Regions from separate parts of the Homo sapiens genome. Here region 1 is linked to region 2. Evidence: read pairs that join two places in POLR2A ChIA-PET (ENCODE). Cell type or tissue: Panc1. All regions are shown on one strand. Each heading gives the region's core, and the rest is flanking DNA. Links, peaks and the distances in the headings are about the cores only. Region 1 has its middle 28 kb from the start of LINC00941. Region 2 overlaps LOC645485 (a long non-coding RNA gene).

Evidence for each region. Peaks named below come from ENCODE experiments on the same cell type or tissue, not always from the same donor. Only the 100,000 strongest peaks of a DNase experiment are listed, where the experiment ranks them.
Region 1: POLR2A ChIA-PET joins it to region 2 with 21 read pairs; 5 of 35 experiments call an interaction of 5 or more read pairs at or near these places.

What each region holds. Positions count from the first base shown.
Region 1 is chr12:30,816,000-30,831,872 of GRCh38, forward strand. No RefSeq gene overlaps it. Among named protein-coding and RNA genes, the nearest start is that of LINC00941, 28 kb to the left of the region's middle. In Panc1, for the core only: CTCF peaks have their summits at 4,989, 5,198 and 6,410; no DNase peak of the experiment used is centred there; H3K4me3 peaks cover 1,662 bases; H3K27ac peaks cover 494 bases.
Region 2 is chr12:30,762,828-30,778,700 of GRCh38, forward strand. The region is part of intron 1 of LOC645485 (a long non-coding RNA gene); the gene reads left to right. Among named protein-coding and RNA genes, the nearest start is that of CAPRIN2, 16 kb to the left of the region's middle. In Panc1, for the core only: no CTCF peak of the experiment used is centred there; no DNase peak of the experiment used is centred there.

The DNA.
Region 1 (15,873 bases), core at 3,790-11,789, 54 kb after region 2:
TGTTGTGTGTTGACCTTGTATTACTTTTAGGGTGTGTGTATGTGTGTGTGTGTGTGCATTCCTTGGAATTTTCTATGTAGAAATCATCTTGCTTATTAATAAGAATGATTTCTTTCCCCCAAGGAAGTCATTTTTCCATCCAAGGAGTCACTCTGGTTCTCTCTCCATGTCTGTCTATACAGTGCTCACCATTCTGGGAAGAAGAAAGGTCCCTTATCTAGAGCTCCACTCATCTTTGGGCCTTACGGGTGTGTGTGTTTTGGTAGAGGGAGTGTTCAAGTATCTCCCCAACAATGTGGAGACCAGGTGTGTGTGGTGGCTCACACCTGTAATCCCAGCACTTTGGGAGGCCAAGATGGGAGGAATACTTGAGCCAAGAGTTGGAGACCAACCTAAGCAAAATAGTGAAACCCAGTATCTGTAAAAATACAAACATTAGCTGGGTGTGATGACGTGCTTCTCTAGTCCCAGCTACTTGTGGGAGGCTGAGTTGACAGGATCCATTGATCCCAGGAAGTCAAGGCTGCAGTGAGCCATGATTGTGCCACTGCACTCCAGCCTAGGCAACAAAGTGAGACCTTGTCTCAAAAAACAAAAAACCAATACGGAGATCTAGCAGAAACGCATTTAACTGTTATATTGGTATCTGATGCAATAAAGCAATTTTTCATTGCTTTGAGATAGAAATAAAGTTAAAACCAAAAGTGGCCTCACAAAAAAACTGTGCAAATATCTGTATGTAGAACTCTCTCTGACTTGTCCCTCTCACCAGGCTACAAGGAGAAGGGAGAGCTGGGAGCTGGGAGGGGAGCAGGAAGAGGGAGATCTGTGTAGGGAGGGGGAAGGGTGCCCATCCGTGACAATTGTAGGACATGTCTTTCTTCAAAATGTGGCTGCTGGAGAACCTAGACTCTGGCAACTGCGAGCTGCCCTGTGAGTCAGGTTTGGGCTTCCCCGCCTGCCTTCAGACAGGACCTGTGTCATGTGGCAGCTGGATAGCATGAGTGGAAGGACATCAGCAGAGTGGGGAACTGGGTGGTAGAGACCCTCACACCTGCCAGGAAGGTCAATGTGACTGCGAAAACACCACCAGATTGAAAATCTTCCTATATAGACCCTTGATATATCAGCCACTCCACCCCACTGGTCACTGTGGATGGGTGAACTAAACATGTCTTTCCACAAAATGGTGAGACAGCCAAGTAAAAAGTGGTCCCTGGAGAACCTCCGACTGGCCTGTGCACTGGGAGGATGGGGCAGGGCCTCAGGAAGTTCGTGCTGTTTGTAGGGGGGAGGAGCCTGGCCTCTCCTGTTCCTGGGTGGTGACCTGGAATTCAATCTGTGAGATGGGGGCCTTTTAACAGGAACCCCTTTAGCTTTGCTGAGAATCTTTTTTCTTTTTGCCCAATAAATTCTGTAACCACTCACCCTTCAAAGTGTCTGCATGCCTAATCTTTCCTGGTTGTGCGATGAGAACCTGTTTTTTTCTACAACAATGAGAAGACACAGAAGGAGCCAAAATATGCCCTTTTCTTGCCCCTATTCTCCCCACAGTCCTCTCTCTGCTGACCTTTACCCCAGAACCAGGTCTTCTTTAAAAAGCAGAATTGGCCCAGACTCTATCAGCAAGTTTTTGATTGTCCTGGGGTTTAAAGAGGGCTTCTGGGAGCCAGACAACCCTTTTCTTGGTCTCTTTGCTAAACTGATTCTAACTCCTAGAGAATGGCATTTCAATTATTCTAGGCCTGTAGGCATGGAGATACCATCATCCTCCTTTGGAACATTTATGATAATGGCTTGATGGTGCTGAAAACCCCAATTACCAGGGTTCTAGTCTATCCCTAACCTAAATTCTTATTCTATATTTTTGCCTTTAGGAGTGCTGAGTGTGCATCGTTCAGCCTCTATAAAGCAACCATCACCCTTTTGATGATTCCAAACTCCTCATTTTCAGAGTGTTCTTATTTCTCAGAAAGATTTGAACTTGGGCATGGAAAGGTCTGCTTCTCCTGTGCTGGCTCTGCTGTCTTCAGCTGGAGGGTCAGGAGACATTCTGGATGGAGAACGGCTGTCAGGGAGTGATAGGCAGCTTCACTCCAGACAAGTACCTGGAATTTGGAACCAGGGAAACGGGAGGATAAGAGACATCCTCTTGTTCTTTGACCTGATTCCCCAGTCAGCGGGAAGCCCACTGGGGGCTATAACTAACAGCTTCTGAATAGCAGGGAAATTTTCACTAATCCAAGTCAAAACCTAGAAAAAAGCCTCCTCTTTTTATCTCAAAACCATGAAAATCTTCTAGGAACAGGCAGAAAACAAACAGCTGGAGTTTTTTGTTTTTGTTTTTGTTTTTTTTTTTGCTTCTTGTGGCCATGCACATGAAGAATTACTAAAAGATCAAGATGTAGAAATAAAAGAGGCAGGGCTGCTCAGAGGACAAATAAAAATTAAGTTGATCAAATCAAAGACCTTAAGTTGTGCTTCTTCAAGTCCTTTGGTTCCTCAGCCACTGGCTGTTTTCTCCTGCCATGCAGGGGTTTTCAGGAGGGCTACAGGAGATTTGGCAATTATGTTTCACAAGGTCATAGGGAAAATTCCATTTTAGGTGGAGAGTAGACATCACCAAGCACATCATGGATGTGGTTCATTGATGTCACTATTCATTGAACTAATCTATCCTGATGATAGGCATCGTACATCAGTCTTAGACTAAATGACCAGCAGGTCAGGCTAGGAAAGATCCACTGCCCTAGATGGGGAACTCCCATCTATACCTCCTTCCCTCACAGCAGCACTGGGCAAGGTGTCCTTGTCACAGCTGACATCTTCCTTGTAGGGTGCAGGGAGGAAGGCTACTCTGGCCAGTGTTGACATTAGACAAGAAGGGAGCCTGTGGGTATGAGTGGGAAAGGTGAGGGGATCATAACTGGCAGGACCCTGGGAGTTGTGGGCAGGAGCCCACCCCATAGCCCATGCCACTGTCCAGTGAGACCTGGGAATGAAAAATTCAAAAGAGAAGGCAGCAGAAAACTTTTGAGAGAGAGAAAGATAGAGAGAGAGAGAGAGAGAGAGAAAGAGAGAGAGAGTGTGTGTGTGTTGGGTCTGTCAAAACTCCAAATTTCCATCTAGGGGCCAAATATACAGCAAGAACCAGTTGTCAGTTCAAAAGGGCCCCCATCACCATCATAACTAGAATCTTAGCAGCGCAGTGGTAGAAACCTTGGGAAACTAGAAAAAGGATGTTACCTAAAGTCAATTTCTAGAAGACCTTTATGGCAATGAAAAGGAACCAAGAAAATCTAGATGGGCTGAACTTGGAGAACCACAAAGACTCTTGTTTCTAGACTCTAGAAACAGTTAATCTGGGAGTTACTGACACTTTCTCCACTTTTTCATGAATCAGTCCATGAAAGCACAACTCATCGTCATTGAGGAATGGATGATGGTCTATTTTAATTTCTAGCTTGCTGATACAAGTGCCAAGAGGGGCTGAACACTGGGACTACAAGAGATTCAATGAGCCAATTCAGGGTGAATAGTTGGGTCCTATTTTCCCCAAAGCAGTTGCTTTTCAACCATCATTGTCAAAATACATTTGAAGGACACAACACCATAGGGCAATGTTCTAGGGAGATGCAAACTAGCATAAGAGTTGCCCCCACAAAATTTGTTTCCACCACTGTGAGCTCCTGCTTGCTGCCTCCTCCCTTGTCCTGGTCCCCTCCATGGCAGCTGGAGGAAAGCCTGGTCTAAAGTGAGGAAAGGATAGAGAAATGAGCATGACAGAGTTGATTTTTGGATGAACAATGGTTTCACCCAGTTTCCCTTCTTGAGCCCCTGATGTCTGCGTTTGAGTAGAGCAGAGGCTTGGAGTGAGGAGGCCCCTCCCTCCAGCCAGCCTGAGACTACTTCCATACTCTCAGTCAGTGCACATTTTCCCCAGGAAACCAATGACAGAAGTCCATGCTGTGGCAATAAAGAGAAGGTCAGCCACCTCTTCTGTGGAGGATTCTGATGCCAGCTCAGGGACACAGAGGCTGGTCAGAATGCCTCCCTACACCTCACAGTGAAGCATTGTTCTTGGAGAAGTATGAAGCCAAAGAACCCAAAACGAGTGGATAGAGTGAAGACAAGAATAAAACACGTCAGGCAGGGCATGGTGGCTCATGTCTGTAATCCCAGCACTTTGGGAGGCCAAGATAGGCAGATCACCTGAGGTCAGGAGTTTGAGATCAGCCTGGTCAACATGGTGAAACCCAGTCTCTACTAAAAATACAAAAATTAGCTGGGCATGGTCGTGGGCACCTGTAATCCCAGCTGCTCGGGAGGCTGAGGCAGGAGAATCTCTTGAACCTGGGAGGTGGAGGTTGCAGTGAACCAAGATCACGCCATTGCACTCCAGCCTGGGCAACAAGAGTGAAACTCCATCTCAAAAAACAACAGAAAGAATAAAACAGGTCTTGGTTTCACAAAGTAAGACGTGGTACAAATATACCTATCACATGATTTTAGAAAAATTGAGGGAAATGGAAGCAAACACAAGATATTCAAAACAGCAATGTCCTAACTTGTTTGCAGATACCAGAATAATGACTTACAGATACCAGAATAATGAGGGAGAAGGAAAGGGAAAAATCAGTTGGGGAATACTTGGACTGCAAAAGCAGCCTGCCTCAAAAGTCAGAGCAACAGGAAAACACACTCACACACACACACACACACACACACACAAAACAAACAAACAAAAACAAACATGGGTAAAACCTCAGGCTGCACATGCACACAGATAAGCAGACAGGGTCCTGCAGAGAAGCCCATTGTTCTTTGTATAATTAGCAAACTCCCAGGAAAAAGTTTCTTCCCCTTTTCAGGCATATACACGGTGGGCTCCACAGAAACTGGCACAGGGAGGAGGGGGACTTACCTAAAACAAACCCACAGTTATATAAATAAGAGAAGTGGCGCTTTGTGCCTGCCTAAAGACATACCTACAGCTGCATAAGGGGAATTGCACGGACAGCTTTACTGGTAAAAAGTTACTAAAACAGTTACAGGGAGGAGAGCAGTTGCTTATAGAAGTTTACTGCAATCAGCTGCAACCTGGCAATCCACTCGGACTCCCCTCTGCTGCGGAGAGCTTTCTTCTTTAGCTTATTAAACTTTTGCTCCAACCTCATCCTTGTATCCACATTCCTTAACCTTCTTGGATGTAGGACAAAGAACCCTGGGTACTAGTTCAAACAATGAGAAACTGCTACAATAAGATGCATCAGTGAGACTGCAACAATACCTTTGCTCATCATACAAATTAAAAGAAAAATCATTCCCTTTCCCTCAATCACATAGAGAAAAGCACTTAAGTGTTCAGAAGTAACCCTTGTCACACTCCAAATACAAAATGATTTACATGCAGCAAATTACACAAGAAGTGAATTAAAATATAATCATTATATTCACTTGGCACAATTGTAACTCCATTAAAAAAAATTTGAAAAATACTGAAACTGACCTGAATTTAAGTTTCTTCAACAGAAACATTAGCAAAGTAATAAAAAATTACATGAGATGTATCGAAGCAAAATGCCTTCTTGAGTTTTTCCCTTAAATTTCTCTGTGTTTTTTTAAAATATAGTTTTAATGCCAAGGGAACTCACAACTATATTTTAAAATGAATATTATTGCATTGTTTTTGCATTATCTTGTGGGACAGAAATGCAAAGAGTTATGGATTACCACCTTAGAAGTAGAGACAGTGGTCTGTTTTTGTATTCAAACGGTCCCAGATTTAGATCTCCGCACAATTAAACCAGAATAGGGGGATTGTGTACTCACAGGTGCCATGGGCACACGATATGGGTGCATACACATTTGGACATATGTACACAACCTACTACATACACACATGTGTAACACACACAAAGACTCTCTCACCCATGCTCCTCCCTCCCACACCTACCTATACACCCAGGGTAAAATGGAACCCAACTCAATTACCTATATTGTGCAAGATATATCAAGTGCATTGCCAATTACCTTTACATTAGAAAACTAAACCAAGCCAGGAAAAAAAAAAAGGATTACTACTTAAGGGATTTATAACAAATTATTGGGCATACACAATACTTAGTATAATTCTCCAACAAAGGCTTCTATTGAACCCTACCTGGGTAAAGGAAACCACAACCATTTAAATAATACAAGAAAACCAAACCCGAGTTACACTGGCAAAAGTGAAAACAAAGTGGGTGGCTACAGGACTTTGTAAACACTCTCCTTCCTCTCCTCTCCTCTGGGAAAATAAAAACCAAAAAAAAAAAAAAAAAAAAAAAAAGCCCAAAACAAATCAAAAAATGAAAACTGCAAGAAAAGTGTCAAACCACAAAACAAAAGAGCGCTCCACAGAAGCTCAGCACATCTTCATTTGGTGGGCGCTGGTGCCCTTTCCCTGTGGGCGGCGCCAGCTCCTTTCTCGGCTGCCTGCCCAGCTGCTGGGCTGGAGCTCCGCGTGCTGGGTGTAGGTCAAGTGATCCCGTCGCGGGCGGGCGGAGGTGGCCGGGCAGCCGCCGCTGTGCCCGGGTCTGGGGTGAGCTGCACTGCTGCCCTGGGCCCCGGCTCCCACGCCTGTTTCCCGGAGCTCCGCGGCTCCGGCTGCTTCGCCCTCCCTCTGTGGGCTGGGCTGGGGTCCTCGCGAGAAGTCCTGCCCCGCTCCCTTCTCCAAATCCACAGGCCCTGTTTCTCTGGAGACAGGGAGGCTCATACAGGATATGTGCAAATGCTTTTATTACAAGCTGAGTTGAAAGACACCCGTTTGCTCTCGGGTCCTTTTGGTGAGCGCCGCAGGAAGCCGGGCTCCTCTCTCCCCAGAGGCGGCCGCAGGTTCGCGGCGCAGGGCCTGCAGTGCCAGGAGCAGGCAGGGGCCTCTGCCCTCCCCTTCGTCCCTGATCTCCCGCCTCCTCCTCACCCGCCGTCTCTGCGAACTCACCCTGGGCTGCGGCCTTTCTTCCCTCAAAGCAGGCCCTTTACACACCGGACTCCGCGTCTTGTCCCAATACAAATACATGAAAATGCGGTTCCTCAGGTGGCGAGAACAGTGAGCACTTCTGAAGCAAGCCCATTAGGAACATTGAAGTAAATCTGAAGCCTAACGCCCCGGCGCCCTGACTACCGGCTGCCGAGCGGACTCTGCGGTCCCGCAGCTTCCCTGCACTCGCGGCCCTGGACGCGCATCTCCCAGGCTTTTCTGCGCTGGCCCCTGCCGGCATTGGCCAGGTCCCCGCAGTTCACTAAAGGCAAGAGGGCCTCTGCAGGGCTCCGCGGGGCGCCCCGCTGAGGACGCTGTGGGCCTCGCACTCCACCTCGTCTCCTGTGCTGTCACAGGCGGAGGCCAGCTTCTGGGTTGAGACCTCTGTGAACTCCGGGTCTTCAGCAAATTGCCCCAGTCCTGAAATCAAAACCTAGGGGGCGGGGTTGGAGGCCATGAAGAATCAAAGGAACATTATCACTGGAGCTCGACTCCTCTAGAGGGTGGCAGTAAGGGGCTTTTGACGCGGAACTTCGCGGGCCAGTGCATGTGTGTGTGCGTGCGTGTGTGTGCGCATGTGTGAGGGGTTGTGAGGGGTGCTTGTAGGAAATGAGCAGAGAGGGAGCATCAACCGAAGGATTAGGGATGTGTAGGCCGGAGAAGAGAAGTTTTGCCTTGGGTATTAAAAGCCATCATCAAACAAAGACTTGGCTCACAGAGGGACGGGGAAGCCTGCCCTGCTGCTTCCTAGGCCTACCCCAGCCTGCCCTTCTCTTCTCTCTGATGCCTTTCGTATTATTCCTCCCAAGAAACCTTCATTCTCCCTGCTGAAACTGTAGCCCCGAGCCCACTGCCCATAGCCAGCTGGCTGTATTTCCTGGGGTGAGGATCCAGAAGTATGCATGGAAACACCGTGCACGCACCTGCTCGGAAGGGCCAGCAGGCGACGCCTAAAACTTCTCCATCCTCCCTGTTGGCAGCTTTATGCCTGGCTACGGGAAAACAAGCTCCTGAGACAAAGGATGGGAGGAAGCCACAGAGCGCACCTCGCACAGCTCCTCCCGGGTGTCTATTCGTCTTTCTCCCAACCCACATCACTCTCTCCTGACGCTGCCTAATTTTACTTTGGAGCTCCTGCCCCTTCCTGACCCGTTGCATACGTGTTTATTTATTATCTGTCTCCCCTCACCACAATGTGAGTCACTAGTGCGGAGGCTCTGTTTCTCAGCTGTGTCCCCGCACCTAGAACAGCACCTGCACATGGTAGGTGCTCAGGAGAGATCTGTGAAATGAATAAAGGATAACAAGGCCACATAAAGCATCAGAGTTTTGGAGTTTCAAGGGACCTTCGAAGCCATCTGGTTTAACTCCCCATCTCCTGCATGACAGCCTGATGACTGATGGGCACCATCTCTGCTTGTATATGTCTAGTGATGGGAGGCTCGCTACTTTTTAGGAAATGCCCCCTCATTTTGGGAGAGCTCAGTTGGGAATGTCTTCCTCATGTCAGCTGAAATGTCCCCGCCTGTCCGTTGAGCTAGTTGCTCCAGGAGCGTGACCCTTTCCCCATGCCTCCCATTGCAGGTGTGAGATGCCCAGCACAGCCTCTGAAGTCATCTCCTTTCCTGGTTTACCTAATTCCTTCAACCAGTTCTCCTATGAAATGGTTCCTAGGGACCTTGCCATCCTGATCATCCTCTTTTGGGTTTGTTCCAATTTGTTGAAGGTCCCTTAAAATATGGTGCCAGGATGCTCTAGATGCTCTCACCAGGCAGAGTACAGTGGAACTGAAAGCTCTCTTGTTCTAGCTAGACAAGCGGCTCTCAAGCTGGCTGTGCGTTAGAATCATCAAAGGGCTTTTAAAAATATCAGTTTCACTTGTCATGGATTTCCAAAGCACCACAGGTGATTCTTATGAGCAGTCAGCATTGAGCACCACAGATCCTGACCTTCTCTGTGCATAAATACAGTCCAAAATCACATTTCCATCTTGTGCAATCACAGCACATGGCTGGCTCATACGATGGAGCCTCGAGGCCTTTCTCGAGGTTTACCGGCCTATGGTAGGGATACTTTTCTCAGTAGCTTCTTTCTCTGCCTGTATCAGGCCCAGCCTCAAGAGAGCCAGTAACATCTTGTGTGGTCATATTTTCCCAAGCCAGCCATCCTTCTATAGCCCTGAGAGGGAAGGGAGGGTCTTTCTGGCTCAGAGGCTTGACATACCATCAGTTTGGAAAGAGCCAGGTTCTCCCTTCTCAGCTCCGCATGCCAAGTCCCCTTGCTGCCCATGGCCTCTCCCTCCCCTGTCTGCTGTGTGATGGGGAGTCATGTACCACTTCACCAGGCTGCTGGCACTGGCATGGAATTGCCTCCTAGGGTCCCAGCCTGGCTGCCCACCATGGAGAAGATAGGCCGGGCTCTTTGGTTTGTGCTGCCAACCCTGTGCCAGGGGGTGGTGTCTTCAGCACAGGAGCTGCAGTGGTTGGACAGGACACTGCTGGTGAGGTCCTTGCTGGACTCAGCCACCTCCCGCACAGGGTGGGAATCAGCTGCAGGGCCTGCCTGGGCTGGGGGCTATGGCAGGGGTGGTGGAGAATGGCCTGGGAATGAGGCAGGGGAATGGCTTCTCTGAAGAAGAGGGCTCAGGCCCACCGCTGAAAATGCCTGTGGACACACAAACAGTGGGAGTTGTTGGGAGTGGTTGGCGCCAGGCAAGGCAGGCCCCTGCTTCTGAGCAACCACTGCTTTGCAGCTGTTGTTTCCAGCTAGTTCCACCCACCTGGGATTCACATGCCATCATTTTCACCCATCTCAATCCTACCTCATCAGACCTGGCATGAGTCTCAACCATCTCAAAATATATTTTATGTTATCTCAGTGCAATGTGGCCTGCTTCTCCTCTAACTTCAGAAAGCTGTGGCTGAGTGGAATCAAGATAATCTGCATTTCAGCCCTGGCCCTGTCACCTAGTAGCTGTGAATTCTCTCACTCTTGGTCTTCTCATCAGTATAATAGAGAATGATGATGCCTGTATCTTCTATAAACCAGAACACAGATGCCCTCTTTATCAATCCACCTTACAGGGTTGGTGTGAGGTTCAAGCAAAATAAGGTCTGTGAAGAAGTACAGTGCACATCTCACAGAGCTAGACCAAACCAGTATTTGCTGTTTTAATTTTTGCAATTAATTGGGCCATTAACAATGCCCCATCAGCCTCTAGCTCAGGTTGTCGTTGATCCATAGTTTAAGTCTTACACTGTATTGTAATCAAACGATTTACATATCGTGTCCTCTGTCCCAGCATGTTCTTGAGCATCCTGAGGGCAGGGACCAGCCTTGACGACCCACCCTGGCAGAGGCTCCCCAGCAGCAGCTGCTCTGACGAGATGTGCTCCCAGGAGAGAGCAACACTGTGTGGGGAAAGCCCAGCTCTGAGAGGCGGAGAAAATGGGAAGATCACCACCTAGGTGGGAGGGCGGAGAAAGGGATAAAGAGGAGTACAAAATAAAGATGACCTTCTTGCCTACCAGCAGGCTGAGAACAGATGGGGGAAATCAACTGTTAGAAATATTTTAGAGTGCAGCAAACCACCATGGCGCATGTGTACCTGTGTAACAAACCTGCACGTTCTGCACATGTATCCCAGAACTTAAAATAAAATAAGTAAAAAAAAAAGAATAATAAAAGAAAAAAGAAATCTTTTAGAATAACGCACACAGTGTCCCCACATTTTGCCACGTCCCTATCCCAGCTCATCATGGTCCCAACCTGGGGCTCCTGGGTCCCTGGAGATCTAGGAAAAGTTTAAGGTATGTTCAATATTTTGGAAAGCCCAGTGGAAATCATACCTTTTTAGGCAACGCCACCTGGGCTAAGCAAAACAGTGCATTTCTTTGACGTCAGTTGGGTCACACTTGTCATCTTATGCAGATTATGAACTTCGATTAGCAGCTGAATGCCTTTGGGTAAAAAAAAAATTATTTAAAGCCTAGGTCCATGTAGGGAATATATAATTAAATGAGTAAAACTTCAGGAAACCAAGGTTTAGACCTCATCTTGCCTGGGGTTAATAGAATGATCTTCGATAACTCTTTAAGTGAGTAGTCCTAAATACCAAGAATACGTTTGGTACTGGCATCTTGCATTTCACTATCTCAGCTAGAGCCAGCCAGGCTGAGAGGGATTCCATCCAGGGAATCTCCCTGACATGTTTTCCTTGGATGCCATTCCCTTCTCTTGGCCACGTTGCTGGCGGGTTCTTGGACCATTTCTCTATGTCGGTGGATGGATTGTGGTGCAGCTAAATTTCCAGTGTGTTCAAACTCCATCTGCACGGGTGCCCCACAGCTTAAGCCTGTTTGGTGAGGAGACATCTGTGGCACCAAAAGAAGATAGCTCAGGCAGATCCTGCAGTTGCTGATTCTTCAGGATCCTGGGAAGAGTTCCTACTCAGCAGTATTTCCTAGATCCACCTTATGACATTACCGACCTTGCTAAGGCTCTCGCCTGCCCAGGAAGAGTGGGCAGCCCTAGTGAGGGGCCGTTAGGGCCAGGGGTAGGAGGTACCAGCAGTTGGAGACAGGGAAGACTGACTGATCTCTCGGGGATTTGTCCCTCATCCTGGGGACCATCTATCCTGCTGGGTGGTGGCTGGCAGCCTGTCCAAATGTATGAGCCACCAGAGGGTCAAGTAGACGCAGGGCAGGACCGTCTTCTGGGAGATGTGTCCCCCTAAATTCTTCTGTCACTTCAGACATTCCAGGTAGAAGGAGGCCCTTTGACCTGCAAAGCCAGCCAGAGAACCAGGAACAGGGCAGGGAAAGAGCATGCTAGCCTGAGACGGCTCACACCCAGCTGGGGCGTGAGGAGCAATGTCTGTGGCCCCAGGCACACCTCCTTTCTCCACCCTGTCACCTTATCTCTGAGACATACTGTGCAGCATATGTCCAAGGCCCATCTGGGCACATCCTGCCTTTGGAATTCTGTTTCGCCACTTTGAAAATCTGCCCAGCCCACTTTGGGGAGGTTGTTTGAGTCAGGTTTCCATGATCTCTCAATCAACCCTCAGCACTGACCGGTGTCCCCTCAGAGGGGACCACTGGCCACATCTGGAGAGCAATGTGTGTGTTTAATAGTGAGGCAGAGCAGAGGGAGCCCGTCTTCAGGGATTGCCAGATGTCTCTCTTGTCCTCTTCTGGGGGTGTCAATTGTTGATTTTCATCACCCCGGTAGGAGAGCCTGGAACACAGAACTCTTGGGGCTCGTTCCTGGAGGCTGAGAAATGCCACTGCGTAGGGACAGCTGCCACCCCCAGAAAGCAGTTTGCTCTTTTCCTTAGTGAAGAGATCCTCCCCCTGCCCCCCCATATTGTGCTTACATACAGGTTGATGCATTTCCCTCCCAGGAAATTCCACCGTGCCCCCGGCATCACAGATGTCTCCAGACCTGCTGGTTGGGAGTTTCCAGCTCCTCATCCACAGCCTGTCCTATGAACTTGCATTTCAGATTTAGGACAGTGAAGGCAGTCTCAGGTCAAAGGTGTCAAGAGAGTTGAAAACATTCTAGGCCCTTTAGGTTCTTTCAGGGAAAGGCCTCGGCTCCTGTGTTTGCATGTGTTGCTGCTATGTGCCACAGCTGCTCTCCAACTTTAACCCAGACTTATCAGCCACCCCCCATTTCTCCCTGCCCTGCCAACCTCTTCATCACCAAGGGCACATAAGCAGCTGCCTACAACAAGCATACAATCATTCAGTCAGCAACTAGATGCACTGTAAGGAATCTTGGGAGGTATTAAGTCAATGGCATCCAGGTCTTTTGATGGTGACTCACAGTGAGAATATATTTGACACATTCCCATCACGCACGGATGCACCTAATGGAATCTTGCATTTCAGTATCTCAGCTGGAGCCAGCCAGGCCAAGAGGTATTCCGTCCAGGGAATCTCCCTGACATGTTTTCCTTGGATGCCATTCTCTACTCTTGACCATGTTGCTGGCAGTTTCTTGGGTCATTTCTCCATGTCGGTGGATGGATTATTGTGCAGCTAAATTTCCAGTGTGAATACATTGCACACTGGTAAGTTCTAGTCTACTTCAGTCTGTTCTCATTCATTAAAATATTGATTTCACAATCCCTAGTGTGTCGGCCTGCAGTCTGAGAGGCACAGTTGCCTTTTAACCTCCTTTTGCAGATGAAGCCATCAACTTGCTGGTCCCTGGTGCAACCCCCACCCTGAGGAGAGACACTGCTGCCTTGATCTTCTGTGAATCCACCCTTGTTCCTGGCACAGTGACTTTGAGTCTTTACAGACGTGCAACAGCCTTTGTTGAGTGAGACCTCACATTCTTATGCCTCCAAGCCTTGCTCTCATTCTCAACTAGTCAAGCCCTCCCTATTATATTTCCTCTTAGACAAGTCACCCCTACTCTTGCACTTCCAGCTGTTTGACCTTGTGCATCGTACATGTTAAGCTCATCCTGCCCTCAACCTTCTCTGAATGGCTGTACCCCTCAGGGTTTGTACCACCCTGTGGGCAATTAGTTAGAGCTCTCCATGTTATCTTCCTCTTCTGAGACCCTCTTAGCTTCCTAACTAGTTTGGAAAACCTCCTTGAGTATGGGGACTGGTTTATTCACAACCTATCAGAGTGCCTGCATGCACCAGGCACTCAAGAAGAGCCAAAATGGGTTAAAGCATACACTTTTCCTGACTTCTAGGATAGGTGGTTGTGCATGAGTTTGTATTCCCCAAAAATCAATTTAGGGAATGTCATCTCTTAAGAAGCTTCCAATGTTTCTTTTGGTTTTGTGTTGACTGTGTTTCATTTTGTCAGGAACATGAAGGTCTATCACCCCCACCATCCTATTTTGCTGATGGGGACATGAAGGCACAGGGTGGTTGATGGATTTGTCAAGAGCTCCTTGTCTCTACTATTTCCATGCTTTTCCTTATTCACTAGATTCTTCTTTCTTCATCAGGGGGACAGGAGACACTTCTGCTACTCCTCCAACCCAATTCTGGACCAGAAAGCTCTGGACCCCAGGAAGCCACATGCTGTGCTAGCTTGTCTGGAGCCTTTCCCCCCAACCCCCTGAGGGGCCCGGGGCCTCCCTCCCTTCACCTCCAGCCACACCTTTCCTTTCTTCACAAGCCTAAAAAGCTAGTCCTTCCTCAATATAAAGTACTTTCAGGAAAGCTTCTAAAAACAGTGTGTCTTTAATGTTTTTTAATGTAACCCACTGTCATCAAGGCATTTTACAAGGAGACTTTCTAGATACACACACATATTGGCAATGAACCAAATGTTTCACCACATAATACTAACATTTGTGACTTTTGATGCACTCTGATATTTCCTATTGTGCTACACTGTGCAATTCTTTTAAAGGGCTGACCAAATTGATGTCACGACCTCCTAATGGATCTAGGTCTGCAGTTTAAACACTCTACTCCAAAAATTCCAGCAAGAACAAAAATCTCAGCCCTAGATTTGCCAACAGTGTCCTTTTCTGGGACTTTATTATAAGGCTTTGCATAAAAAATTTGTTAATTGTTAATATATGGATGTGTGCACTGAGTCTCACTGGAAAACATATTGATGACTATTGGTTACAGCCTAAAAAGAATGCTTGAAAGTTTTCCTGGTGAGGAAAGGCCAAGCTAAAAAAGGGAGTCGTGTGTGTGTGTGTGTGTGTGTGTGTGTGTGTGTGTGTGTGTGTGAGAGAGAGAGAGAGAGAGAGATATGGGTGTGGTCCCATCCCCCTAATGAGATGCCACATGCTGTGCAGATGTTTTATAATATTTGATCTCCTCTTCTTCCCAAAATCATGTCCAGAGGAGAAATTCCATGGATCTGCCCCTGCCTCCCCCAGACCCTTCCCCAAACCTTGGCTGGCCTGGGCAGAGGACTGCAGAGCTCACATCTCTGTGGGGAACAGGCTGGACTCCCTGTGGGACTCAGGGTCTTCACTCACCCTTACTTCACATGTCTCCTCCTGAGACCCCTTGTCCTGACACACTACAGGTCTCTGGCTGTCTCAGGAGTGGCACGTAAAATGTCCGAGATCCAGACAAAAAATCAGAGACTGCCAACCCTCCTGCCCTTCCCTCAGCAAGTAAGGCATCACATACACATGCAGGCATGCACACGAGCACACAGGCACACATGCACATGTGCACACCAACACACTTGCTGTGGCCTTTTTCCTCCTAAAATCACTGAGGAAGCCATGGAGCCACAAAAGTGTTAAGATTAGGGTGAGGGTTTTACGTGGGAGAAGGGTGTCTGATTTGGATCCAAGAAGATCTGAGTTCTGACCCCCACTCACTCTAGCCCAAATCACTTAGCCCACCCTATGCCTCAGTTTCCCTTTCTATGAAATTGGGTTAACACATGCCCTGCCTGACTCAAAAGCTTCTTGTGAGTCACAAATATAGTAACAGATGAGATGATGCTTTGAGTATGCAAAGAACCAACTTGAAAGGAGGGTCCTGGGCCATACGATATAGGGCAGTGTGGCCCTAGAGAGAAGGCTGTCCCTCCCCTCCATTGTAGACAGCTGGGCCTTTGGGCCTTTGTTTGGCACAGCTGAGAAGTTCCTGATATCTTCTTCTGATAGTGTCTTTGAGCAAAGGATAGTGAGCCTGAGGCCCTGCTGAGCCTGAATCCCACCTGAGCTCCAGATCTTCCTATGCCAGGATGTGCCTTGGGAGGTAACACTTTCCCCACTGGGATGGGGGCTTTTGCTCACCTAGTCACAACTTCTTGAGGTGTGAGCTAAGTGTTCTTCCTTTTCCTAGCAGTGCTCAGCTCAGTACCTCCCTCCATCTTTCTTTCTATAGACCCTGCATG
Region 2 (15,873 bases), core at 3,050-11,049:
AATTTGTAGCCATATAAAACTAATATATATGGTATGATACGGTATGTGAATTATATACTAATAAAGCTTTATTTTTAAGGGCTCTGGCTTTATTTTTGTTTTAAGTGGAAATGTGTATACTCATGGCAGAGAGCGTTGGAAGTCCAGAAGGCAAAAGGTGAAAAGGAGGCTCTATTCATGCAGATTTCTGCGGGGACAGAAGCAGGAGTGAGGGGAAGGCATAGGCCAGAGCCCTTACTGGGGTTCTGCAGCAAATGCAAGGCAGAGCAGGGGAAACAGTTTAGGATTGGCTAGTTTGAATAATTCCAATAGGCTTTGGGCTATAGGGGTGATATGTAGTTGCCTGATACCTGGCCCTGTGATGATTTAGGGTAGGGCAAACAGTGGCTTGGTATGTGAGAGTTAGATAAGAAGGTATGTGGAGCCACAACCTTGGTTCAGTTGGTCTGCACATGAGTTCCCGGCAAGCCGACTTACAGGACAAAAGTAAATATGGTTTACCATATTTACTTATGGTTTGACCCTGCGATAAGTAGATACCAAATAGACATACAGAATCTAAGAAAATGCAGTTAAAACAGGTAGCCTGATACCATTTACCTTCAGATTGAGTCCCCTACCTACTCAAGTACATTCCCTGACAAGTTAATAGCTGAATACTATTCCCTGATTGGCGCTTTGGCCCTGGGAACTAAACTTTGGTTGCTTCTCTATCCAGTCATTGTCTCTCCCTTTAGGCTCCCTGAAACTCTGCATCCCACCCAACTGCCTGTCCATCCCAACAGGTCTGATCACATATTCAGTGAAAGATTAAAACAAAATTTAGCAGGTCCCAACTGCCCCCAAGATGCAATGTTCTTTGTAAATTATTTACATTTTATTTTTGAGTAGGTAATGGAATACAGTTGCTATACGGAAGGAAAAGTATCCCCTCACTCTTGTCCTCAGTTCCCTTCCTCTGAGTTAACAAGTGTTAACTATCTTCGGTGGATCTTTCCATAGATTTTATGCACATGTAACAAGTATAGTCTCCCACCACCATCACCATTTTTTAATCCAAATGTTCACTTACAAACACCGCTACATCTTGCTTTTTTCTCCTAACAGTTTATCTTTGCAATCAACCCCATACCATTATACAAGGAGCTTCCTCATTCTTTCAAACAAGCACAGTATTGCATTTAAATGTATCATAAATTACTTAATGGGCACAATGTAAGTTGTTCAGGAAATGAATACCCTGAAAGCCCTGACTTGATCTCTAGGCAATCTATGCATGTAACAAAATTGTACTTGGAACTCATAAATGTATACAAAAAAATAAAGGTACCATAATTTAACCAGTCCTCTAGTGAAAAATATTAAGGATATTTCCAACCTTTTGCCTTACAATTATGCAATTAATAACCTTATTCATACATCATTTTGCACATTTATGAATATATCTGTAGGAGAAAACCTTCAAAGTAGTATTACTGGATCAATTATGCCTTTGATAGGTGTTTCCAAATTGATTTTCATAGAGGTAGCCACATGTAAACTCCCATCAGCAACATATGCAACCTGTTTATCCTCCCCATCATTAACACAGCATGTGTAGCATTTGCTGCCAGCCCAGACCTGTCAGTGTGTTCCTGTGACTTCCGACTGTCAATATCTGCTCAGTCTCTGTGCCTCAGAGTCCCATCCCCATCTGAACAAGGCGTCTTATGGGATTATAGGAAGGTCAAAAGCACAGAAAATGAACACCACTACCTTCAACCCCCCACCATACACACAAGTCACAAGGAGCATTCATCCCTGACTTTCCAGCTCCATCATCCCTCTAGTGGGATAATTCTGAGGTTTGTATGTTACATTACCTCCTAGGGTTTTTCCACATGGTAGCTGGTAAATAAAGTACCTTCACTGGCTGCCTTACCTTTTCTATGGCATTTCCCTACTTCTCTTTCCAGTCTCCCCTCCCAGCTGCCCCATCTGAATTGCCCTCCTCGGATTCTTTTTGTTTGTAATTAGTATCAGGAAGCAAAAGTTGGCGTCAGCAACGTTTACCTTCCAAAGATAATTGAGCTCCTTATTTGATCTGAGTGTTCTACATCTGTTTCATCTTCATCATAATGTTGATATTTTTCGGGCTATTGGAAACTAGTCTCTTTAAAGCCATGCAACATTAATTAAAGCTTTAAAGCAGATGTCTGTGCCAGAAAAAAATTCAGCAAATTATTTACTTTTAGAATAAGAATATTTCCCTTAATCTCAGCAGGAATCCTGAGAGCATGCATATTATTCATGTAGGTTGGCACTGAAATTATCTTGGGGCCATGGAGAAGAACGGAAAATAAACATGTTGATTTTCATAGGAAATTTTAAAAGATATATACTTTTAAAGGCTTCATAATTTTTTTTTTTCAAAATGCCTAACAACTAGTAAGTAAAACAACATGGGGGAAAAAAGACTAAATGGAACTTCACTTAAATGCTGAATGTTTCACTATTGAGGCAAATTATTTTTTTCTAGGAAAGTCACCTTCAGATGCAGGTAAGTAAACTACTAGCTAATAAGTCAGCTTCTTAGAGCTTTAGTTTTATTTCCTCTGAAATAAGATTATAATTCATGGGAGTGTTTTGATGATTAAATGAGCTAATAGATGTAAAGTACTTAGCACATTGCCTGTCATATCATACTCAGTAATTGGTCCTTATTCTTACAAAAACAGTTTCTGCTCATGAGCCATTATCTACTCTAAAAGTAGCCAAGGAAGAATATATGCCATGAAAGGATTAGGACAGCCTAGGGAAAGGAAGTAGGGCACTATATAAACAATTCATAAGACAAAAACCCCACAACTCAGGACAGCGCAAATCAAGAAGACAGCATAGTCTCTTTTCCCATGCTGGGTAGCTTGGGCTACCCAGACTTCTATAAATATGTAGAGGGGGCATCACAGGAGCTTAATGCAAATGCTGGAGTAGGCATGTTTTCTCTAAGATCATTCCTTTTGCTACCCCTACCTGACACTATCACTGTTAATGTTACCAATTCTAAAAACATTATTTAGAGTGGCAGCAACAATGCATCTTCTTCAGAGCAGCCTGTGCAATGGTTATTTGTTTAAAGCAAAATTTGAAGGTAAGAGGTAAAGGGCAGGCAATGAGAGTTAGTATAGAGAGGATGTACTGGATATATCATGCATCTATAATGGCATAGTAGAAAGAGAACGGGACTAAGAACCAGGCAGGCAGAGTTCTAATTCTAGCTCTTCTAATGATAGTTTGTGAACTTGGGCAAACTACTAAATTTGTCTGTTAACAGTCCCCCAATAAATTGTCAGCAAGTGCTATCAACTCTACCTTGAAAGCATATCCCAATTCTGTCCACTTCTCTCTATATACACTTCCATTGAAGCCAGGCCACTGTTTGCTCTCTACAGCAACAGCCTCCTATGAATTTCTTGTTTCCCTGCTGACCCCACTACAATTTCTCTTAGACACTGAAGCAGAGGGATAGTTAAGAATTTAAAATATGATATAATCTCCTGCTCAGGTCTCCTAATGATTCTCTACCTCACTTAGAAAAAACAAATTCATACTATAGTACTTAAGATGGTGTTCATGATATAAACCCTCCCGCAACCTCCACCCCTGTTTCCTCATTGTGGCTGACAGTCCCTAATGTGGTTCCCATGATTCCCACCTCCAGGTATTCATCCCAGTGTAATTCCCTCCCCTTGAGTGGGCAGGACCTGGACATGTTTTTAACCAACAAAATACAGCCAGGATGACGGGTCATCACCTCTGTTATAACCTTACACAAGACTGTAACCTCTCTTGCTGGGAAACTCTCTCTCCCTTGCTGATGTTGAGGAAGCAAGCAGCCATAATGGGAAGGCCCCCACAGCAAGGAACTGAAGGCAGCTTCTAGCCAACAGCCAGCAAGAGGTTGAGGCCCTACAGCCAAGAGCCTGCAAAAAATTGAATTCTGCCAACAACTACTTGAGCTTGGAAGCAGATTCACAGATGAGCCTCCCATGAGAACCCTACTTTGGCCAATACCCTGATTGCAGCTTTGCAGAGGACCCAGCTAAACCGTGCCAGGCTGCTACATTTGTGGTAATATTGTTACATAACAATAGATAACGAATACACTTCTCTTCCATTACACTCCTCATCTCTACACTGGACCTTCTTGCTGCTCTCCCCATAAGTCAAGGCTATTCCCTCCTCAGGGCCATTGCACTTACCGTGTCCTCTGCTTAGGAGGCTTTTAACCCAGCTCTTTACCTAGCTGACCTTTTCTTGTCATTCAAGATCTTAGCTCTAATGTTTATTCTTATCTAACAAATCTAAATAGCCATTCTGACACTAGCACATCACAATGTTTTCGTTCTCTGCATAGGACTTTTTATTATGTGTAAAAAATGTCTTTATTCTGTTTCTTTACACTAGAAAGTGAGCTATTTGAGAGCAAGGACCTTGTCTATCTTGTTTCCCACTATATGCCTAGAAACTAAAATAGTAGCTGGTACTATAGTAACATTCAACAAATACTTGTTGATTAACATTGAATGAATATTGGGCAGTATTTAAGCTCCTTCCCGTGCTCAGATAGTCTCAGGTCCATAGTCTCAGGTCACATATGTCCCAAGGGTCATATGCAAAGATGTACATTGTAACAATATTTGTGGTACAGTGAATAGATAATCTTGGTGTCCATCACTGGAAGAGTAGATTAGCAATAGATCAGATTTGCACATTGCAACATGGCTGAACTTAAAGCATAATGCCCAAGACTAAGATGTATATGATGCACTTTTTTGTAAACAAAAATACACATGCATACAAAGATATCCGTTTTGTAAGCATGATATAAAGAAACAAGCAAAAAAACAAAAACACATTAAAAAGACTAGAATGTTTGCCTATAGGAGAGGAAGGAGATGCAAGTGGGAAATGGGGTTAATAGGTAATAAATAAAACAAGAGAAGGACCTTGCTCAGACTAATGATGATAATGTACTAGGAATCGAGCTGTGTGATTAATTCAATCTTCTTCATCAGAGAGCCAAAATTAAGGCAAAGCAACATTGTGTGATTCAGAGATCATAGGCAATATCCAAAGGTGTCACCAGCTTAAAGATTAAAAAATGTTGGATTAAATATTGGAAGGTGACCTGCACTGGGAGTCTCACATCATTCTTCACTCCTACCCTTCCCTCGCTCTCCTTATGGAACCCAGGGTCTGGGAGCTTCCAAATTTTCTCTCAGTTTAGTGTCCACCCATCTTAGGTTTCCATCATGATTAGACTTAAGCTTAATTTTCTTGACACTGCTGCTTCACAGCTATGCTCTTGCCATGCTCTTGCAGTAGGATGTACACAATGTATGGTTATCTCTCTTTTGTGATGTTAGACCTATTAAGGACCAGTGCCACCAGTCATTATGTCAATGCCTCTCTAGTCATTTTGCTTATCTGAGGCTAATTTTCTAGTACATTCCTCAGGAAGAGTTCATGGGAGCGATATTCCCTGAGATCCTAAATGTCCATAACAATTGATCTGTAGGCCTTATACTTGAAAGTCAACTAAGCACAATATATAAATTCTTGGCTCACATTCTTTCTGCTAACACATATCTTTCAGACTTTTATGTTACAGCTTATACCTTTCTACATTGGAATGTTCTTCCCACTCGTCACCTGTCAAACTTTATTCATCCACTTATACCCCGTTTCAGCTTTCTACTACTATGAAACCTTTCCTATCTCCTCCTGACAGGGTTAAGTTCTACTTTCAAAAGTCTTCTTATGCAGCTTTATATATTTCTCTATGGTATTACTTAATACATCTTATATAGGTTTTTTTTAAAGAGACAGGGTCTCACTATGTTTCCAGGCTGGACTCACACTCCTGGCTCAAGCAATCCTTCTAAGTAGCTAGGACTACAAGTGCATGACACTGAACCTGGCTTGCTTACATATGGCTTTTAAAAAACGTCTCATTTTTTCTTCATGAATGCAATAGCTTCTTTTATCTCTCTGAGACCATAAATCGTAGGTCCTAACTTTTCTGATTCCTTTATTGTCTCAGTTTCCTCCACATTCTTTCCTGTTTGTTTTATCTCTATTTCTTTATGCTGGAAACTTTCCTCAAGTGTCTGATGATTCTTACCTATTCATTTATATCTAAAAGTGAGGCACTGAAACCTAAAAACAAAACCTTTGTGGAGAAGTACAATGTATTGAATTATAGTCTTATTGAAGAATGATTCGGTAGGGCCCCAGCTATTCCCTAGGGAAAACCTCCCCAGAAATGTGTCAGCATCTGTAAGTCTTTTTTCTAGGCATGGCCATTTTCCTCAGGAGAAATTCTCCTTCCAGTTTCATACTTTGGTGGGTGTTATAGATGCCAACATTCTAAGCCACGGTAAGGAAGGAGGCTTTAGAGTCTTACTTTGAGATATATCAATTTCCACTTATTTCCCCTACTTTCTGCAGAGCTTCCTGCCTTTCACCTATGCCTGAGTTTGAGTTCCTCAATTCAATACCTTTCCATTTTCTGCTGGGCTGGGTTACTTGTCTGCCTATGGTATGGAAAGGGATATAAGGGTCTAACTGCTTCATTCACAGATATTCAATCCATCCTTCTGTTTTCAGCCTCACTTCTTACCCCTACCTTCAGAGATGACTAATACTACCTATTCCTGAGATTTTCCAGGGTTTTAAGGCAGGGTTTTTCTTTTTGGCTTCCCTCTCTGCAGGCAGTATTGTTTCAGCTTTCTCTGGTCTGCTAGATCAGTTAGCAATTGCAAACTGATTTGGAGGCTTCCAAAATTTAATTGGCATCTCTCAGCTGTTCTTCTACCCTCTCCTGTTGTCTCCCTTCATGTTCTTTCTCTTAGATTTATGCCTTTTAAAATCCCTTTAGTGTCATCTAGGTGAAAATTCAGGAAGGAACAGAAGGAAATGCAAGTCACCAATCTTTTATGTTTAGCAAGAAAACTGTGCTTTTAACTTCTCTGTTATGCTGTCTCTATGTATAGTTTGCATGGCTATCCCCCACATAGATAATGATTTTCTTGAAGGCAGAGACTTGAAAATAAAAAAATTCCGACACTCCTGGGAAAAGATTAAACGTGCTGCAGTTATGGCAACAAGTAACCACCAGAACCAGTTCCAAACTGGTTTAATGGGCTAGGCATGGTGGCTCACATGTGTAATCCCAGCATTTTGGGAGACTGAAGTTGGAGGTTCACTTGAGCTCAGGGGTTCATGGATGCAGTGAGCTGTAATTGCACACTGTACTTTAGCCTGGGCAACACAGTGAGACCCTGTCTCAAAAAAAAACAAAAAGTAATAAAATAAAATAATCTGGTCTGGTGGATTGATGGCAACTTACCTAAGCGAACACACTTGTGAAATCTAGCCAGAAACAGCCCCATGCTTTTGAAAGCCAGCCAATCCACAACAATCTCATCTAAACAACCAAGTTTCCCTAGCTGGCAACAACGAACCCACTCCCACCTCTGAAATTCTGCCAATCCCTCAACTTCATGCTCCACAAACTTCTATAGACAATCAGCTCCTTGCTTTACTGGAGGAGACTGTGCTTCAGGCACCATTAGATTCAGCTTTTTGTTTCAGATATTGAGTGGTAGTCTTTTTCTTTGTCAGATCTCAGCAATCACCACAGTATCTGTTGCTTGGAAGGTACTCAGTGGGAAGATAGGAGAAGGTGCAGAGGGCAACTGTAAATGTGTCATAAGTGAAGGGGCCTGGGCTGTTTGCCCTACCCAGCCCTGTGGCAAGGCTAAACCAGGTATAAATTTTGCTCAACATTCACTCTTCAATTCCAATTCATAAGCATCTCAGGTATAAGAAATGTAAACATCTGCATCCAGAAGCAATTATGTTTGCCTGTCACCTTTCATTCAGTATTGTTAACTGTATATAATTGTGAAAGGAAAATATCTTGGAACTCCAAAATCACTAAGCTAAAAGGATAATTCAAGCTGAGAATTGCTTAGGGCAAACTTGCCTCTCATTCTATTCAAAGTCATCCCTCTGCTCACTAAGATAAATGTGTGTCTGATTGAGTCCTTTGGAGAGGCTAATCAAAAACTCAAAAGAATGCAGCCACTTGTCTCCCACCTACCTGTGACCTGGAAACCCCCTCCCTGCTTCAAGATGCCCTGCTTTTACTTCGAGTTGTCCTGCCTTTCCAGACCGAACTAATGTTCATCTTACATATGTTGATTGAGGTCTCATATCTCTCTAAACTGTACAAAACCAAGTTGTGCTCTGACCACCTTGGGCATATGTCATCAGGAACTCCTGAGGCTGTGTTATGGGCATGCGTCTTCAACCTTGGCAAAATGAACTTTCTAAATTAACTGAGACCTGTCTCAAATTTTGGGGGTTCACATTTGGTAACCACAGAGGGATTCTGAGTGGAGATGCCCCTGACCTTTGACAAATCTCCTACTGGTGCTTGCTACCAGCATGAGCTAACTTTATGGCTCAAACCAACAGGACAATTTGCTGAGGTGTGAGAGCACCCCCTCCAGAGAATCCCTGATCTCCCAAAATTTGGCCAAGATCTAATCTAGATCTAAAGTTTATTTTGCCTTACAAGTCCCTGTTTTTTTGTTTTTGTTTTTGTTTTTGTTTTTGTTTTTTTTGGAGTTCTACTTTCTTCCAACAAGGAAGGCAAGTTTTCCTGCTTCCATGATGATCCAAGGCAGGTAACTCCTTTGTGGAGTTTGAGCTCGCTTCTAAAAGGGAAAATGAGGTCTTTCTCCTGCTTCTAGGATGGTAGAGAGCAGTCTACAGCCTGAGACCTATCCCTAGGTAAGTAACTGAGTTGGGGTATGTCTTGGCTAAAGTTAAGATTAACAACCAGCTAGTCTTAATTTCTTCTTACCATTAGAGTGCTCAGTAATCATGTAAGTGGCATGATCGTTTGTTTTGCTTAACTGTTTTTTGTTGTTGTTGTTTGTTTCTGTTTTTGTTGTTGTTTCAGTCTTTTTCCCATTGGGTTTGACCAACTCTATCCAACTTGATCAAATCTGAAGGAAAGTTCCAAATTATGAGGAACAAGACCTCTAAAGTGGCTAAAACCTCCCCCACCCCCCACCCCCTCCCCCCCCCCCACACACAAGGTGGTATGGTAGAAGGAGAAAAATGGCCAACAAAAGGAAAAAAAAGATTTTTGATTTTGAGTACTTAAGGGGCTTTATTTACATAACAAGGCCACCTTTTTGCTAGCCAGACCAAAGTGAAAGAGCAATGGCTGTCATTCTATGCTGCAGTTCGATAGCTAAGGTCCTGCTTTTATATTTTTTTTCACCACCACAGCCTGGGTTTGGTTCCTAAATCAAGCCCTTTCTGGTTTGTTACTTGGTACTTTTGAAATAGCAGCAAGTTTTCCTAGCTAAAATATGGTAATGAGATTTAAAAGGATTTTTTTTAAAAGCAGTTCAATGGTTAAAAGTCAGCTTAATTAAAAGGCTAACATCCGATATGTGTGTGTATGTGTATGTGTGCATACGTGCATGTTTGTATTTAAAAGGCCTTCATTTTTTGTTGTTGTTGTTGTTTGTTGTTCTCTCCTAGGACCTTGTCTTTTTTTTGAGCAAGAGGTTTTTTCTTCTCAGTTGACTGAATTATGTTTTCACCTGATTTTTTTACTAAAATAGGTATTGGGTTTTTAAGAAAGAGTGTAGTTTAGACACTTAGTCTGAACCGTCTTTGTTTAAAAAACAAATTTTTTTGAGATTGAGTCTCACTCTATTGCCCAGGCTGAAGTGCAATGGCGCGATCTTGGCTCACTGCATCCTTCACCTCCTGGGTTCAAGTGATTTGCCTGACTCAGCCTCCCAATTAGCTGAGATTACAGGCGTGTGCTGCCACACCCAGATAATTTTGTATTTTTAGTACAGACATGGTTTCACCATATTGACCAGGCTGGTCTCGAACTCCTGACCTTAAGTGATCCACACACCTCAGCCTCCCAAAGTACTGGGATTACAGGCATGAGCTACAACACCTGGCCAAAAACATTTTTTAAGTGCAGTGTAAAAGAATCACATGGTCTAGCCTCATAATAATTCTTTCTTTTTGGAGACCCAGAATTCAGTGTAGGCCCTGCCTAGAGCTCACAGATCCAGTTAAAAAAAATAGGTAGTCCCTATCTAAATAAAATTGGTCTCCTTATACAATCCAATGATAAATTTCTATAGTTTTATGTTCAGTTGGCAATTAAATCTGTTTTAATTTCTCTCTACCTCACCAAACTTTCTTTGTGTACATTATGATGTAAATTGTGCTATCTGACATACACCTGAGGTGTTTCTGTTAATATGCCAATTTAAGGCTATTTAGCTGACAACTGCCTAGGGTTGTGAAACAGGTTATCAAGAATCTGAAAGTCTAAGATAGGAAAAAAAAAGGTTTTTATGAATCTGTAAGATGTACTTCTATCAGCATGCCTAATACGTCTATGTATTTATATGTTGTGTACACAATGTTTCACCACTGAAAACATATAAAAGAGCTCTAATTAATTGGCTCAAAGAAAAATAAAATTGCTTAAATCAAATACTTTATCAGGGAAAAAGAAAAGACTAGTCAAATGCTTTTTTAAGTTTATGTAACTTAAGTAAAATCTTTAATAAATAAGCTAGCTTTAAAATTATTGGTAAAGTAGTATTAGAAATGTCTTAAGAATTGCCAGCATACATTTTTGTTTGCATTTATTAATCAAGCAATTTCATACTTATCCCTAGCAAATACTATAAGGTGTGTGTCAAAATTGGCACAGGGGTTACAGAACTATAAACCCAGCCCAAAACAGAATTATCTTCACTTGTGTAATGTTTAATAAATAAGACATTGATATGGGTTTAATGAAGATAGCTGCATCTTGAATTTAGCAAGATTACCACAACTTCTAATACTGTGGCTTTAGGGAGTCTAGTCCACAGACAGTAAGGAGGTTTGTTTTGGAAAAGGACTGTTATCATCTTTGTTTCAAAGCTAAACTATAAACGAAGTTCCTCTCAAAGTTAGTTCCACCTGTGCCCAGGAATGAACAAGGACAGCTTGGAGGTTAAGAGCAAGATGGAGTCAGTTGGGTCAAATAGTTTTTGACTGTCTCAGTTATTATTTTGCAATGGCAGCTTCATAACTTTAAATCATGACTATCACAGTTTTCATAAATAACCTAGGTAAACAAAATAATTAGGTAAAGGTAATGATATAAATACTTGTAGATAAACTGGTCATGATTTAGAATATAAAGATATATCAAATTAAATAATTGTTATTTCATTACTTGTGTATTTTCCAACAAATATATATTGTAGGAAAACATTCTTGCTTAAAAAAAAAAAGTGTGTCCTTTGTCTAAAAAAGGTGAACAAGACCATGCATGGTGGCTCATGCAGCAATTTGGGAGTCCAAGGCATGTGGATCACCTGAGGTCAGGAGTTTGAGACCAGCCTGACCAACATGGTAAAACCTTGTCTCTACTAAAAATACAAAAATCAACTGGGCATGGTTGTGCATGCCTGTAATCCCAGCTACTTGGGAGGCTTAGGCAGGAGAATTGCTTGAACCCAGGAGGCAGAGATTGCAGTGAGCTGAGATCCTGCCATTGCACTCCAGCCTGGGCAACAAGAGTGAAATTCCATCTCAAAAAAAAATAAAAATGAACAAGCTTTGTCTAATTCAAAGCTTATTTAAAGGTTATATATAAAACAAGGTAAACAGATCTGAGAAATAAGAGAAATACAAAGAAAGTTATAGAAATAAAGAGGTTTTTTTGGTAAGAAAGCTTAAAGACAAATAATTTTATATGAGAAAGAATATTGAATGGTAAATTTAGACCTAGAATACAATGACTGGTTGTTTAAGAAAGATGGATGTTCAGGACAAACCAGAAAGTTCAAGCATGTCATGAATGGCCTTTGTAAGTCACAATAAAATGATTTATTAAAAAAAAACTTTTATATGGTCAATTGTCTATAATTAAAGTAAAACTATAATGGGCTTTCTAGAGATTGGGTATGATGTAAAAAGGAAACCACTTATACACTAAATAATTGGTTAGAACAATGAAATTTTCTTAAGGGATTTATTTACTTTAATAAATTATAAAAAATTTTAATTTTTTTAAGCCAAAGTTCAACTTTTATTGCATTTCTCCATTTTCTTCCCCCTTTTAAAGGGTATGAAATAGTAATGCTCTCCTTCAACTCATTTTCAGCTCATATATATATATTTTTTTTCCTGGACTTCTATTGTAGTGGCCTGATAATGTTTTCTTAAAGGTCTAAAGGAAATGTTTTCTTCCATCATAATATTCTGTGCACTGCTGAAGATCTTTTCTTTTGATTTTTGGTAACTGGCCTAACAGATTTACACGTTATCACAACAATTACTATGCTATTATTATAAAGCATTGGTTTGCTTAGGGAAAAAACTGAGATTAAATTAAAAAAAAAAATAAGGTTATTACATCTGTGTATCTCTCTGTATGCACTTTTAAAGGCATTGAGTTAGAGGGCTTTGACTTCTGGGTCTAAAAAGGACACCAAGTCCTGCTAAATTGTAAACACTGACAGCAATTAAAGCTCCATTTTTAGGCCCCATAGAAGATACCAATCAAAATAAACTGCATGTCAGAGACACAGGGCTAGAAGTTAAAGCTATTTCAATTCAAGGCCCAGGAACTCTCATGGAAGAGGTGGGCATGTGGGATTGTAAGGGCTGATTTTGAAAAAAAAAAAAAAATTAGTTCATATTCTCTATAAATTAATCATTAATGTTAAAGGCACACTGAAGCAAGACCAGCATATGGGCCCCCTGTGTCAAATTAACAAGGTTTTCTTGAAGCATTAACTGACTCCTTAATAAAAGTTATATGGGTTATCAAAAGCTTATGGAAGTTATATCTTACGGTCTACATTAAAATTTTATAGATTGTTTATAACATTTTGAAAAACAAATTTGGCTGGGCGTGGTGGCTTACGCCTGTAATCCCAGCTATTTGGGAGGCTAAGGCATGAGAATCTCTTGAGCCCGGGAGGCGGAGGTTGCAGTGAGCCAAGATTGTGCCACTGCACTCCAGCCTGGGCAAAAGAGCAAGACTCCATCTTTTAAAAAAAAAAAAAAAAAAAAAAAAAGGAAAGCAAATTTAATTGGCTTCATCCTGTTTTTATTAGGGCTTATTATTTGGAAAATTAACTCTCTCACAGAATGAAGGTTTTCACCTTTTTAAAAAAATCTTTGAGTTACCACTTTGGTTAAATGAATGACTTATTTTACATTGACCTGTGATCCTATTTTGTGATATCAAGTTTTAAACCTTTGATATTTCACAGGCTTTCCAAAATCAAATTATAAATTATTCTTTTTCTGACATAATTAATTCTTTAAGATATTAAGTTCCCTAAAGTCCAAAAATGACATAATTTGGCTTATTTGTTACAAAAATTACACAGGAAGCATTGTCAAATGTGAAATGGTGTTTGGTTTTCTTTGGGCTGTGTTTGTATAAATATGTTACTAGTATGTGTTCCAAAATTATGGGAAACTCCTACAATTCTAATATAACTTAGTGTATATTATCAGTAATAATTATAATTGTTATGTTAAATCACTGTGTGCCACAGAGGTAACAAATTTCCCTCTCAATTGTGTCTTTGACTATGGCTGCCCTAAAACGTTTTCTCATCCACGGACAATTGTTGTCTTGTTTTGGTCCTCTTTAGAAGGTGATTTTATAATCAGCTATAAAACTCTAACAGGTGCTCTCGAATGCAGGTTTCTGATAACTTTGGAGAATGTGCCATTAGGGTAAAGGAAAAACTTTCAGGACTCATGGAGAGCTAAAATGTTCATGAATATCAAGCAGAACAGGAATTTTTTTGACTTTTTGCTTAAGACATTGCTGATCCTTTGTTTTGTTTTTCAGAGTCTTGAAACTTTTCTTTTGAACTATTGACAACTTTTAACAATTTAGTATACCCCTATAAACAAAATTTGGAGCATATTTGTTTCTCTCTACCTGATTTCTCCAGAATTTGGAAACTACTGATGAGTATTCTTAACGGCAATACAGTTATTTGCATAAGTGCAATAAGAATCTGTTTTCATTTGTAACAGGACACAATTGGAAAAACTCATTATTTTACCAAGGCTTTGACTGGAATGGTATGCTTTCCTTTAAGGAATCAAACTTAAAGTATGGAGCCAATAAAGCCCTTGGGAAAACTGGCCCCATATTTTGTGTACACAGTTCCTATACACAGTTTTTGACCTGTGACAAGTAAAGAATGTCACTTACTGAAAGTCCCAGGAGTCCCAGGTTTATACTGGAACCTCAAAAGGAGAGGATCATCCAACTCATAGATATTTGATGGCACAAATCCATGGCAGGGCTCGGCTTTTGAAAAGTTTTATCTGAGATTCCTCCTATGGAACATAGTTCCATCAAACCCCATTTAAAAGGTTATGTAAAAAATAATTATTTTTGCTATACTGTATACAAATTAGGCCAACTATAATAAAGCAAACCAGTCCTACCATGATTTGTCTTTAGCAAAAATGGGAAGCTAGAGAGAGAAAAATTATGTTTCAAAAACTTAATTCAAAAACATAATTCAAAAATTATGTTCAAAAACACCTGTTGTTAAATTCTAGACTTGCCTAATGTTTTTCAATTTTTATATTTTCTACAGTTTGGAAAGAATTCTAATTTTTCTTGGCTACAAGTCTTCAAAATAATGTTTTCAGATTTTGTCCTTCTTTTCTCCCCATTTTTCATAATTTGGAGTCACTGAAAATTAAGCTGTGCTTTCATAACACCCTGTGAACTGAAACTAGACAACTTAAACTTCAGAAGAAAATAACAGCAACCTATTTATATACATAAGCCACTTACATACCTGCCTACTGATATATAGACTTCAGAGTAATGTGGCCTATATCAATTTTCCAGGATTGTTCTTTTGTTTATTGTTGTTTTTTTCTTCCTCCCTGTCCTCCTATTTTCTCTTCATAGGATATGAGACTTCACAACCTTCTAAAAATGAGCTTTCCTCATAACACCAGACCTACCTGGTCAGGAATAAACCATCCTAGCCATGAGATATCAGACAAAACCTGGAACCAGGAACTCATTTTCTTTTAAAATGCTTTCTCCAAAAGATTTTAAAAAAGAAAAGGGGGGAAATGTAAAAGGAAAATATGTTGGAACCCCAAAATCACTAAGCTAAAGGGAAAATTCAAGCTGGGAACTGCTTAGGGCAAACCTGCCTCCCATTCTATTCAAAGTCATCCCTCTGCTCACTGAGATAAATGCGTATCTGATTGCCTCCTTTGGAAAGGCTAATCAGAAACTCAAAAGAATGCAACTGTTGGTCTCTCACCTACCTGTGCCCTGAAGCCCCCTCCCCGCTTCAAGTTGTCCCACTTTTACTTCGAGTTGTCCTGCCTTTCCAGACCGAACCAAAGTTCATTTTACATATGTTGATTGATGTTTCTTATCTCCCTAAAATGTATAAAACCAAGTTGTGCTCTGACCACCTTGGGCACATGTCGTCAGGAACCCCTGTGGCTGTGTCACAGGTGTAGGTCCGCAACCTTCACAAAATGAACTTTCTAAATTAACTGAGACCTGTCTCAAATGTTCGGGGTTCATATAATCTAAATAATGACCAGGACTGGCTAATGGATGGGTTTTTTTTTGTTTGTTTTGTTTTGTTTTATTACACTGTAAAGCAAAAAGTATCTGAGACAAGTCTCAATCAATTTAGAAAGCTTATTTTGCCAATGTTAAAGACACACCTGTGACACAGCCTCAGGAGGTCCTGA